2 separate regions of the Mus musculus genome follow, and region 1 is linked to region 2. The links are chromatin loops, found by intact Hi-C in ENCODE. Cell type or tissue: left cerebral cortex. All regions are shown on one strand. Links, peaks and the distances in the headings refer to the core of each region. The heading gives the core; the rest is flanking DNA. Region 1 overlaps Spata17 (spermatogenesis associated 17). Region 2 has its middle 64 kb from the start of D1Pas1.

What was found. A loop is a pair of places that touch in the nucleus more often than their neighbours do. Peaks named below come from ENCODE experiments on the same cell type or tissue, not always from the same donor. Only the 100,000 strongest peaks of a DNase experiment are listed, where the experiment ranks them.
Region 1: a loop joins it to region 2, with 4 times the contacts of the local background. A loop is called at or near these places in 3 of 42 quality-filtered maps.

What each region holds. Positions count from the first base shown.
Region 1 is chr1:187,116,607-187,121,986 of GRCm38, reverse strand. It overlaps Spata17 (spermatogenesis associated 17), which reads left to right. Exons shown (of 10, transcript NM_028848.3): 7 at 4,518-4,724. Gm15509 (predicted gene 15509) reads left to right here. Exons shown (of 3, transcript NR_151534.1): 2 at 1-21; 3 at 937-1,118. Among named protein-coding and RNA genes, the nearest start is that of Gm15509, 5.1 kb to the left of the region's middle. In left cerebral cortex, for the core only: no CTCF peak of the experiment used is centred there; a DNase peak (open chromatin) is centred at 2,478; H3K27ac peaks cover 310 bases.
Region 2 is chr1:187,028,825-187,034,204 of GRCm38, reverse strand. It overlaps a transcript of Spata17 not described here. Among named protein-coding and RNA genes, the nearest start is that of D1Pas1, 64 kb to the right of the region's middle. In left cerebral cortex, for the core only: a CTCF peak has its summit at 2,255 (motif pointing left); DNase peaks (open chromatin) are centred at 2,236 and 5,156; H3K27ac peaks cover 805 bases.

The DNA.
Region 1 (5,380 bases), core at 79-5,078, 88 kb before region 2:
AGCCCAGCCTGCTGCAAGGAGGTCAGTAGGAAGCTATTAGCAGAGTCTCCCCCTGGGAGCTCTGGGTCTTATTGAGTTGAATGTTAGCATGACAGTACTGCAAATAGCTCAGGTGTAGGCTTTTTCTTTTTCTTTCTCCTTTTTCAAACAGTTAGCACAGATTTCCCCATAGTGTTGGTCACTCTAGGAAATTATTGCTGAAAATGAAGTCCCCAAAGCTAGCATGGCAGTGGCCTTTCCAGGCTGTGAAAAATGGGGAAAGGAGAAACTGTGCCACAGAACCTGGGGGTGGGGTGGCTGGGGCTTTTGTGACTCACAGCAAAACATTCTTCTTAGCCAGGTAGATCGTGGAATGTGGCAGTCGGGACAAACACACATTTATAAGTTTTTCTTAAAGAAACAATAACTAAATGGCTACTCTAGCAATAAGTAGGGTACTCGCTTGCTGTGAAGAATCAGGGGGCAAACTGCTTTTACTGAGGTAAGTTAGCTAATATATTAATTCCTAAAATTCTGACACCTTGAAGATTTTAAATGATACATTTGAAATTCAATTAAAATGTATTTTCTATCTATATTTGATTTAAATTGCAAAGAGAATACACATGAGGAGGTCTCTATATAGTTGCAAAGTATAATTTAAGAAAGCTATCATGTCTCTCAGTCTATTTGCATCTCCCATCTTGCCTATATATACACGAGCGTGCAGATGCAGGAGGAGATCAGGATTCCTAATAGGCAAAGTTAATACAGATGCCAGCAGTTATTCAGGCCAATGGAGATTTTCAATGGTAAATTACAACCTTTAACTAAGTTGTATGAATCTCACAACTTCATCTATAAGGTGGTGGAAGTTTAAGCAATAAATTAACAGATCTCCAATTAGACTCTCACTCACTAATCTAAATGGTATTTCTTCTCTTGTATCTTTTGCAGAGAGCATATGATGTAGGTATTTTTTGTCAAGATCATCCTTTTAATCGAACATTGGTTGTTCCTTCTCATCCTCAGTACATTTTTGACCTAGAAACGCGCCCTAAGAACCGTCTGAAGACTTACCCCAGACTGAGTGGCCACTAAAGCCATTACAGATAAACACACGTCTGTGTTGCTCGGCTGCCCTTTGCCTTATTCATGTGTCTATCTACTTTGTGTTTCTAGAATAGCAAAAGTGTGTTCCTTTAGAATGTTTTAGTCATTCTAAAAATAGTATCACTCATATTAAGGAATAGATATCAAAGAAGAACGAATTTGAAAATAGTTTTAGGCATAAAGTGTGTCTGTGTTAACTTTATTTTATATTAAAATAAATTTTAGTCCTTAATGGAAAGTAGAAAAGGTTAAATTTAACTCAAGTAGGCCTTAGCATCGTCTTAGAAAGGAAATGAAAACAACATGTGAGACCAAAGGGGTCATGTGTACCAGTCCTTTGGTCTCAAGTCTGTGCTCATGCGCCTTCGCGGCTTTGGACAGCTTGGTAAAGCAGCAGTGTGGGCTGTGCCCTTCTGAGTGGTGTGATGCTGCCTCAGTTGAGTGTTTAGATTCATGTATGGAGTGCCTGCTGTCTATCTTGTATCCCGAGGTTGCCAACATACCCAACATGACTTTGTTCTCCATTTGGTTGCTGTGGATAACTGTGAAATTGAATGTAATTATCTATGATGGATAGTGGCAGAAGAAAGTGGCACCTCCAAGTGAATAAGTTCTTCTCCAAGGACGAACTGGGGACAAGGCTGTGGTGGGCGCAAGATAGGAATCACCTCCAGCTAAAGGGTTGGCTTGAAATGTTAAGCTTTTCTTGGACAATTTTTCTTTTCCTTTTTTAAAACAAATATTTGTTTTATGTGCATTGAATTGATGTTTTGCCTGCATGTATGCCTGTGTGTGGGTGTCAGACCCCCAGGAGCAGGAGTTACAGACAACTGTCAGCTACCATGTAGGCACTGGGAATTGAACTGGGGTTCACTGGTAGAGAACCATCGAACCATCTCTCCAGTCTTTTTGGACAGTTTTTCCAAGATACTTGTCCTGGCTAATATTACCAGGACCCTGAGATAATGTGCAATCAGGAATGTTTATGGGTTAATTACAGCATAAAAGAAAAATCTATTTCTTTTGGAAATAACAGAAATGTTTAATATGTTCTTTATATAGTTCAGTGTCTACAGAGCCACAAATCATTTCATCCTGGAAATTTTCACTTTCCCCTACATGAAGGATATTTATACATGTGCATGTATAGATATGCACATGTATTTTGATTATGAATCTCTGGAGATCAAATATCACCAAATACAGTTATATCAAAGTAGGGTACTCTTCAGTCTGTGACTCCAGTAACATGAGGTTTATAGAACATGGACATCTGCTACACTTGGATTTCTCGGTTCCTCACCCACGCATCTGTGGAACCCATATAGCAAGGCAGATGCCGTGTGCTAAGGCTCTACTATTCTGATGCCATGTGTGACAGAGTCAGCCACAGAGTGTGGAGGGGAACATGACGCTGCAGAAGCAGGGCACCTGATGTGACATTACGTGTGCAGACTTGGAGTGATAAACAGTATTCCATATGGGTATGAGATCAGAGTGGTTAGCCAAGTACAGGACCTAAAATTGATACCATTTGTTCACATGGGGAGGGAGACAGAAGCCAGCCAGGCCGTGCTGCCCCTCCTCCCCCTTGTATGGGTTGGGTGCCACTCCAAGGAGCTGATCCTGTGCTGTGCATACAGGGTAACTGAAGACAGGTACTAGAGAGAGCTGAGGGTGGCTGGGGACATGTCCTTGCCCAGTGGGATCAGCTGGGTGGTGTGCAGCAGCCCAAAGCTTATGCAGACCCAGGCTCAGCCCCCAACACACTACCAGGCTGCAGTACCACCCTGACTCTGGGCAATGATGGATTCCCAAGATAGAAATGGTTCACTTTCTAGATTGGACCTCCTCTACCATGGCCTATGATAGCATAAGAAGCCATGCTAGTGTTTGTGATCCAGGCAGCTGCTCCAGGCCGCAATAAAACCAGAGACCCATGTAGACTGTACCACTGACTGAAGCCGTGGTGATGGCTTTTGACTTTGCTGCCTCGGGACTCCATGTTGACGTGAATAGCATGTCCTGCCACCTGAGGCCATGCTGATGTCTGTGTTCTACGCAGTTGCTGAGGGGCACGTGGGGGGTCCATGGCCCTGATGCAGCAGAGGGCCATGTTGATGTTTGTGGTCCGTGTACCACCCAAGGCCATGCGGATGTCCATCGTTCTTGATGCTGTGGTCCTTGCTGCCTCGGGGACCATGCTGAAGTAAGTGGCCCATACAGCTGCCTGGGGCTCACTGGTTTCCACGGCCCATGCTGATGTGAAGCCTGTGCAGCCACCTGAGGCCCTCGGAGGACCTTGCATCTATTTTCCTACTGCAAAAGGCGGCCGTCCTAGTGGTTTGTACTGTCGTCAGAAACCACGCGGAAACCCGTACGCCATGCTCCCGCTAACTGTAAGGAGCAAGGAAGCTACTTTAGCAGTGGTATTGATGACTACAGACGCACAGTTGGGAAAGAGGGACATGAGAGGCTTCTGTGACGACCCCCACCACCACCTCCCAAAGCAACAGCCTGAACAGGAAACCAGCAGAGAGAACTCTTAAAAGTGCGATAGGGATGATAAGAGCATAGCTCTCCACAATGATGGCTTCTGGCCAAGGCACAGGACGGAAAGGACCCTGTTCCTCTTAAGGGGCAGGGCACTGAGAGTTTGACTTGGCTGCAGCGAGTATATAAATAACACAGATTGGACTTGTTTATTTATTTTATTTTATTTCATTTTGTTGGGAGGTCACAAGGCTGCTGAGGGCAGACTTTGAAGGACTGGGAACTGAATGTGATGGGCTCTATGTCAATTTCCCAAAGCGTCAATAAAAACATTTTGTTGGAAAAAAAAATGCCCGTTGGGTGTATAATGATCAGCAATTCAAATAAGTATTTATTGCATACATAATTAATACCCTAAATTTGTTCAAACATTGCCCACTTGCCTTTTTGTAAATGAAGGAATGGCTTCAATTAGTTAAATCTTAACTGTATGGCTTCCTCACACAGTTTAAAACACATATCTATCAGGAATACAATTGGGTGACTAAAGGTCTCTATTATTTTTTCTCAAATAAAATTTCTGAGCCGGGCGTGGTGGCGCACGCCTTTAATCCCAGCACTTGGGAGGCAGAGGCAGGCGGATTTCTGAGTTCTAGGCCAGCCTGATCCTACAAAGTGAGTTCCAGGACAGCCAGGGCTACACAGAGAAACCCTATCTCAAAAAAAAAAAAAAAAAAAAAATTTTCTGACTGAGTTTTCAAAAACAAATTTACTCTGCAGTCCTGAAAGTTGCTAAGATTTTTGGTCTAAACTGGATAAAACGTTTTCTAAGTTCATCTCTGGTATTAAGCACCAAAATTCTAGTTTAAAATACTTCTCCCTCAAATGGATAAAATTTAATTTCATATGTAAATTTTAAAAATGTTCTTTAGATTTCAGGTATATACAATTCACCTTTCCGAGAACATCCTGACCCATGGGAACTGCGGTTGCAGAAGGCAAAGCCTTTGGGTCACCAGAAGTACACTGCAGAAAAGGGCAAGACCTCCCAAAGCCCTAGTAACTGGCTGGCATGCACCAGTGTCCACTCCTTCCCGCAGTCGGAGAGTCTGCCACCTATCAGCAGGAAGCGGTGCCAGGTACCAAGCAGCCCTGTGTGAATCTGTCATTGGTTTTCTATCCTCACTGTCCTCAACTCCAACTGTGGTGACATTTGTTAACGTCACCCAAGACACCCGTGCACTGTCCATTTTTGTAGCACCAGGGTAGTTAATGCTGTTGGTTGAACACTACTGGCTGCCTCCATGTACAAACTCTGTCTTGGCCCTTGGCCACCTCAGCCTCTTCAAAGCTCTAGATGTCTTTTCCAACATCCCATCATGGCCTGTTTCACTTATCACAGTGTCCCTAAGGTCAGTTAGATTATGTCAGAATGGTATTCCTTTTTAATTTATCATATATATGGGTATATATATACATATATATATACCCAACTGTTTACCCAATCATGACTCAAAAGATATGATCACTTTTATGTTAGCTACATTAAAAAGAACCTGCTGAGCACACTAGCAAGTTTTTGACTATACACTAGGAAGTGAAACAGCATACAAGTATCTTCTCCCATCCCGTGGGAGGCCTTTTTACTCTTGCCATGGTTTTATGATTAACAATGCTTTGTTTTTTAGAGTAGTTTTTTTTTCTTCTCATAAAGATAACTTTAATTAAGGAACATGCCATTTTGAAGTGGTTGCCAGGGAAGTTGGCAGGTAGTTCCCTAGTATTGGACATTATA
Region 2 (5,380 bases), core at 200-5,199:
AGCAGAGGCAGCATCATGGAAGGCTGACAGTGGAACTGCTCTGAGCATTAGCCACACATTTCTGTTTAGTACTCTCAGGGAAGGAAAAAGCTTAAACAAGAATGCATTTTAAAGTAAATGACCAGATAACCATTACTTGCTCCCGATTTGCAGCGGTCTTCTAGAAATCTAAGTCTGACTGTAGATCTATAACTTTTAGGAGTGGATGATGGGGCTGGGAGAGGACCCAGTGGTTAAGAGCTCACACTTCTCTTGCAAAGGGCCCCTCACTGGGCAGCCCACAGTGACGTCTAAGTCTAGCACCAGGGAATCCCACACCTCTGACTTCCATGGGCACTCATAATCATGTGCATTTGCCAATGTGTTACCACTGGGACTTACACATAATTAAAAACATTACAAAAGGATATAGTGTATCAGGTCTCCAAGACTGTGAAATAGTCCAAAAACATCATTTACTCTGAGACAGAATCCTGGGCAACAATTCAACTTTTCTCACTTCTTCTAGGTCTTGTCCCCAATGTCTACTTGACTTTTGTCATCTAATTTTACTTTACTGAATAAATCTGGAGATAGTGTTAGTGTTGCTAGAACTGGAAGAAATTCTGGAGAGTCTCTCCTGCTAAAGCTCGAAGGGAATGTCTTGGGATGCATGTGGATACACATGCCTATAATCTCAGCACTTGGAAAGTCAAGGCAGGGAGATCATGAGTCTGAGACTAGCCCCAGCCACCTCCAGTTTAGGGAACTGTGGTGGGACTCATTTGCTCGTTCTGTTTTTGGACCATCACTGCTAATGCTGAGGAAGGTGGCTTTCACATCACGAATCTTCCTGTTATGATTGGACTTGGAGATGTTGGATGTAGACTCCGGAATCCTATCCCAGAGTTCCTCAACACAGCTGGGTGCCACTCTCTCCAGAAGAGGACAATGAGAAGTCCTCCCAGAGGCCTCATCCCATCTGGTGAGATGAGAGTGACTGCACGGGCAAAGGAGGGAAGAGCTCACTTCCCAAAGCTGCTCTGTGCTTTCTCACGTCGCACTCTCCAAACACGCTTGCCCACTCAAGCCCTTGGCTTTGGTGTTTTTGCTCTGGAAAGCCATGGGCCTGAGGAGCTTTGGAACAAAACGCTGTAGTAAAGCTTCCGATGAATCTGCTCCATCATCGGACTTAGCATTCTACGCAGTGGGTGTCAGGCTCAGCTTTGACATGCCCAGTTCTTTGAGGCAGGGAAAACTGAAAGGCCTGGGAATCAAAGCCTCCCCAGCCTCCTCCCAGTTCTCCTTCTGAGACAGGAGGGGACTTTCCTCTGAACTCTCTCATCTACCTGAAAACTGGATCCACAGAACAGTTAACTTTGATCCCACCCTGAGGTTCCACTGATGGGGAAAGACCAAATCCTATCAGCAAGGAAGACTAAAGGCTGGCCTCACCCCAGACAGACTTTGTCCCAGCCGTCTTCTGTCCTTTGGTCCATTCGATTTCCAGAGAAAATTAGAAACCATTAATCTTTGGGCCCATTCCCCTCCCTCTTACAATCATCTGTTTCCCCTTTGCCAAGCCACTATCAGGAAGTTGTGTAAAACTCTGAGTCTTCCAGGGTCTGGATGTGTTCAGGTGGTATCCTGGACACATTGACTTTTCTATCTTTCTTTGTTATTGTGTCTGCTGTAGGTTCATTTCAGCAAGCCTCCAAAGACAGAGAAGGAATTTTTCTAGGTCCTACCTAGACTTGGGTAAAGAGAAAGAAAAATCTTGGTTACATGAAGCTTTACTTTTCATGAGAGAGAACAAAGGTAACACTTGGAGTTCTAATTCACTGGTAAATTATTTTTGCAAGGGCTCAAAGATGCCAGACCACAAGCGAGACACACCCCACACCAATTCAAATACGGAAGTATAAATAAAATTGGTGTACTGAGACTGGCCAGTAAGTCTAGAGGGGCAGAACACCAGAGCAGCAGGCAGAAGGAACAGCACTCAGGTAGAACATCTGAGGAAGACTTCCCAACTCATAGGAGAACCAGAGAGCATGCCCTGGCTCACTGGGTGATGCTGCATTGTCAGAATCTGCTGTAACGCCATGTCCTAGGAGAAGCCATGCATGAATGGAGTCCTAGCACAGACACTCTGCATCACGGGAATGTAGAGGAACATAGAGAAAACTGGCTGTGGTTGTGCTTTAAGAGCCTGCCCGGGCACACGCTTGAGCCCAGGAAGTGCCCATGCTCTCCGTGGTGTCTCTCTACTGCCCTCTAGTGACCAGAATTAAAACCATGACTGCTGACAATGAAGCAAATGCTTTTAATTAAAGCTTTGACCCCAGGAAGCAATGGGGCAAATGCAAAGGGGACTTAAAGCGTTGACCCCAGATAACAGGTCTTGAAGGGAAGTTGGAGCTCAAACAGAGAAGACCAGATAAACTGGTGACTGGCAGAACATTTTCATGTAGCCTGCACACTTGTGTGGTGGTTAATCTTCATTAGCAACTGGACTCAGAACTGGATTCGGAGTCACCTAGGAGACATAACTTGGGATGTGTCCTTGAAGGTAATCCCAGAGAGGTTTAACTGAGTGACAATCCACCCTGAATATAGGCAGTCCCAACCCATGCGCTGCAGTGCTATGCTGAATCCGAAGGAAAAGCCAGTGGAGGTGTGAGCACTCATCCTGAGCATGGCTGTGGTGTGAGCAGCCCCGTCGGGCTCCTGGTTCTGCCACTGTGAACTGTAGCACGAGCCTGAATAAGCCCCTTCTCCTTCACGTTGCTTGTTTGTCCGGTATTTATTCATAGTAACGAGAAAGGCAGTCAATGTAACTCAGTTGAATTTAATTCTCTGCAATTCTCTCAGGCATGTACACTTGACTTGCTCCACCTCCGGAAATATTTAACATCTGATGGGTCACGTGATATTTTCTGCTGGTGAATCTACCTATCTCTCCTCATTCAAATCCCCACGCCTTCCTGTCTCTGAATGAGACTGACTCTATGCTGCTTGCAGCTCCCTTCTCCTTGCAGATAACTCTAAACACTACGGAGTTAGAAGAAGCAGGACACATGGGTAGCGTTATGCTTGCCCCAGCTGACCTCCTGGAGAGGGACCGAGTCTCAGAAGAGCATAATCAACTGCCTTTATCTTCTTTGCCCCAAGGGTAGCCGTGTTTCTCAAAGATGCTGTGATGTGGAGGATAGTTGAAACGTCACTCTGAAAGATGAAGACTGTGGTTTCAAAATGTCACATTATATTTGGGAAAGTTAGGTGTATGAAAATCTGTTTCATTGACACAAATGCTTTGTATATAGGGAAGCATGTTCTATTTGGTATTAAAGTTCAAGAGTTCTTTATTCTATTCATTTCATGGTCCATCTGTCATATATAGTGCCCAGCAACTTTGGAAAACAGGCCTATTTGCACAAACCAGTCAACACATAACTGCTTATTATCTGTGTGGAGTAGTGACAAATCTCCCACTGAGTGGCTGTAAACCCAGAAACGTCATTTGTGTCTCTGGGTCCCTAAGACTACCTACATGGTCAGCAGTTTGTTAGAAGGGTTGACAAGACTCAGCAAAGCTGTAATGTTTTCCTAGTCATTAAAGCTGAAAGGTCCAGATTGAGACCAGCCACATAGAAAGACAGAGAACCTACCACTGCCTCGTTACTAGAGTAGCCCCTTGACAGCCCTCCACCACTCCTGCGTGCGCATGCCTGTGGTACCTTACAATCACCCCCCCCCCCTTCACAATATTCCCTGAGCCCTAGGTGCAGGAGTTGTGTTGCAGATGTATTGTTGGGTCTTGCACCCCCACAGGCAGTTATTCTCTATAGTTTGACCAGTGTGGTTTTCAGGGATGGTTTCCATGTTGCAAAGAGAAGGTCTTGTTTTGTTTTGATTGTTTGTTTGTTTTTATATTTTCTTATGAGTGGTAAGAGCGACCTTTGTTTGTGGGTATAAGATTAAGCGTGTAGAATGCAGTTAGGAATTGTGCTGATCTACTAGTGGGGGCAGTAGCTTCTCATCTAAGATCCATGATCTCACGACTAACCGTGGGTAGTAGGGTCAGGTTTACAGTACTAGGTAGGCATGATTTTCCCCCGAGGAAAGGCGGCCATAAGTCCAACCAGACAGCTGTTGGCTACCATCAAGATCCAAGTGCCACTATTGCACCTTATTGATACCATGTCATGCTGGTCATTGTGGTTCACAGGTAGGTAGATTGGTGACGGCCCAGGAGCCTGGCCCAAGTTTTCAGCTCCACTAGAGATGAAGGTGATTTATTATAATGGAGTTTTCAGCACAGACTCTGTGGCGGTCTGGCCAGGCCTATGGTCCTCACCACAGGTGACATTTTAACATTGCGTGGCTGTTTCCATGTATAAGTCACAGTGAAGTCAAGATGGACCAAGATAATGCCAAGTTTTAAAGTCACGCTGCAGTGATTGCAATTTTTAATTAAGCAACACAGACGTTGAGTAGGCTGTAAAGGCAATTTCAATTCAACGATAGTTAAGGAAACAGCAGAATCTAAAGAAAGGACACATTTTTTGTATATTTCTTCTATCAGGTAATAGTTCTTTTTATCTTCGTATTCAGCTTGAAGGGACAAATGGTGTTTTTTAAGCCATACTCCCAGCCGCTTCTGTCCCTTCCATCCTCCTTAGAAACCTACCCAAATCTAAGGAAAATGGGTGCCTCTCAGGAGATTGTGAAAATTAGTTCAGGCTAATTGCTGCTAGATAAGTAGAGTTTAGCAGCTGTGTAAAATAAGAAGCAGGGGCTGTGGGAGAGGATGTGCTTCTGTTACATCAAGAAGAATCCAGGTTCAACTTAAGGACAATTTGCTAACTAAGAACTTGAAAGCCTGAAACAACTGCCAAGGGCTATGAACTCTTTTTATCTTAAATAGAAGAAAGAAATGAAAAAATGCATAGAAGCCATCCCTCAATCTGGGCAGCAAAGCCCTGTTTCTCTTTTTAGCCCTACCTGAGAAGCTAGGCAGGACCCGCAGTTCACTCAGCAGCTCTAGAGCAGAAGATGGAGGTTTATGCCACACTGCATCCCAGGTTAGACTTCTGCGCAGTAGGATTATTTTTGGAATAGGCTGCTGCTGGTATTTGAGATGAGTTGCTGGAGTACAGAGACACACTTATGTGTTAGAGTTATGAGCTCCAGCACTCTATAGAAGAAAGCATCTGCTACAGAAAATAAATCTGAAAGTCACACGCCTCCAGAGGAAGAGGCGCTCTACTCAGAAAAGCCAGCCAGCTACCCTGAGAGCCGGAAGCCTGATGAAGCCCGAGCTAAGAGGAGACACACTTTCCCATGGGTCATGGGGTTGGATCAGCTTTTGACAAGACATTTAGCCAGAGAGAAGATC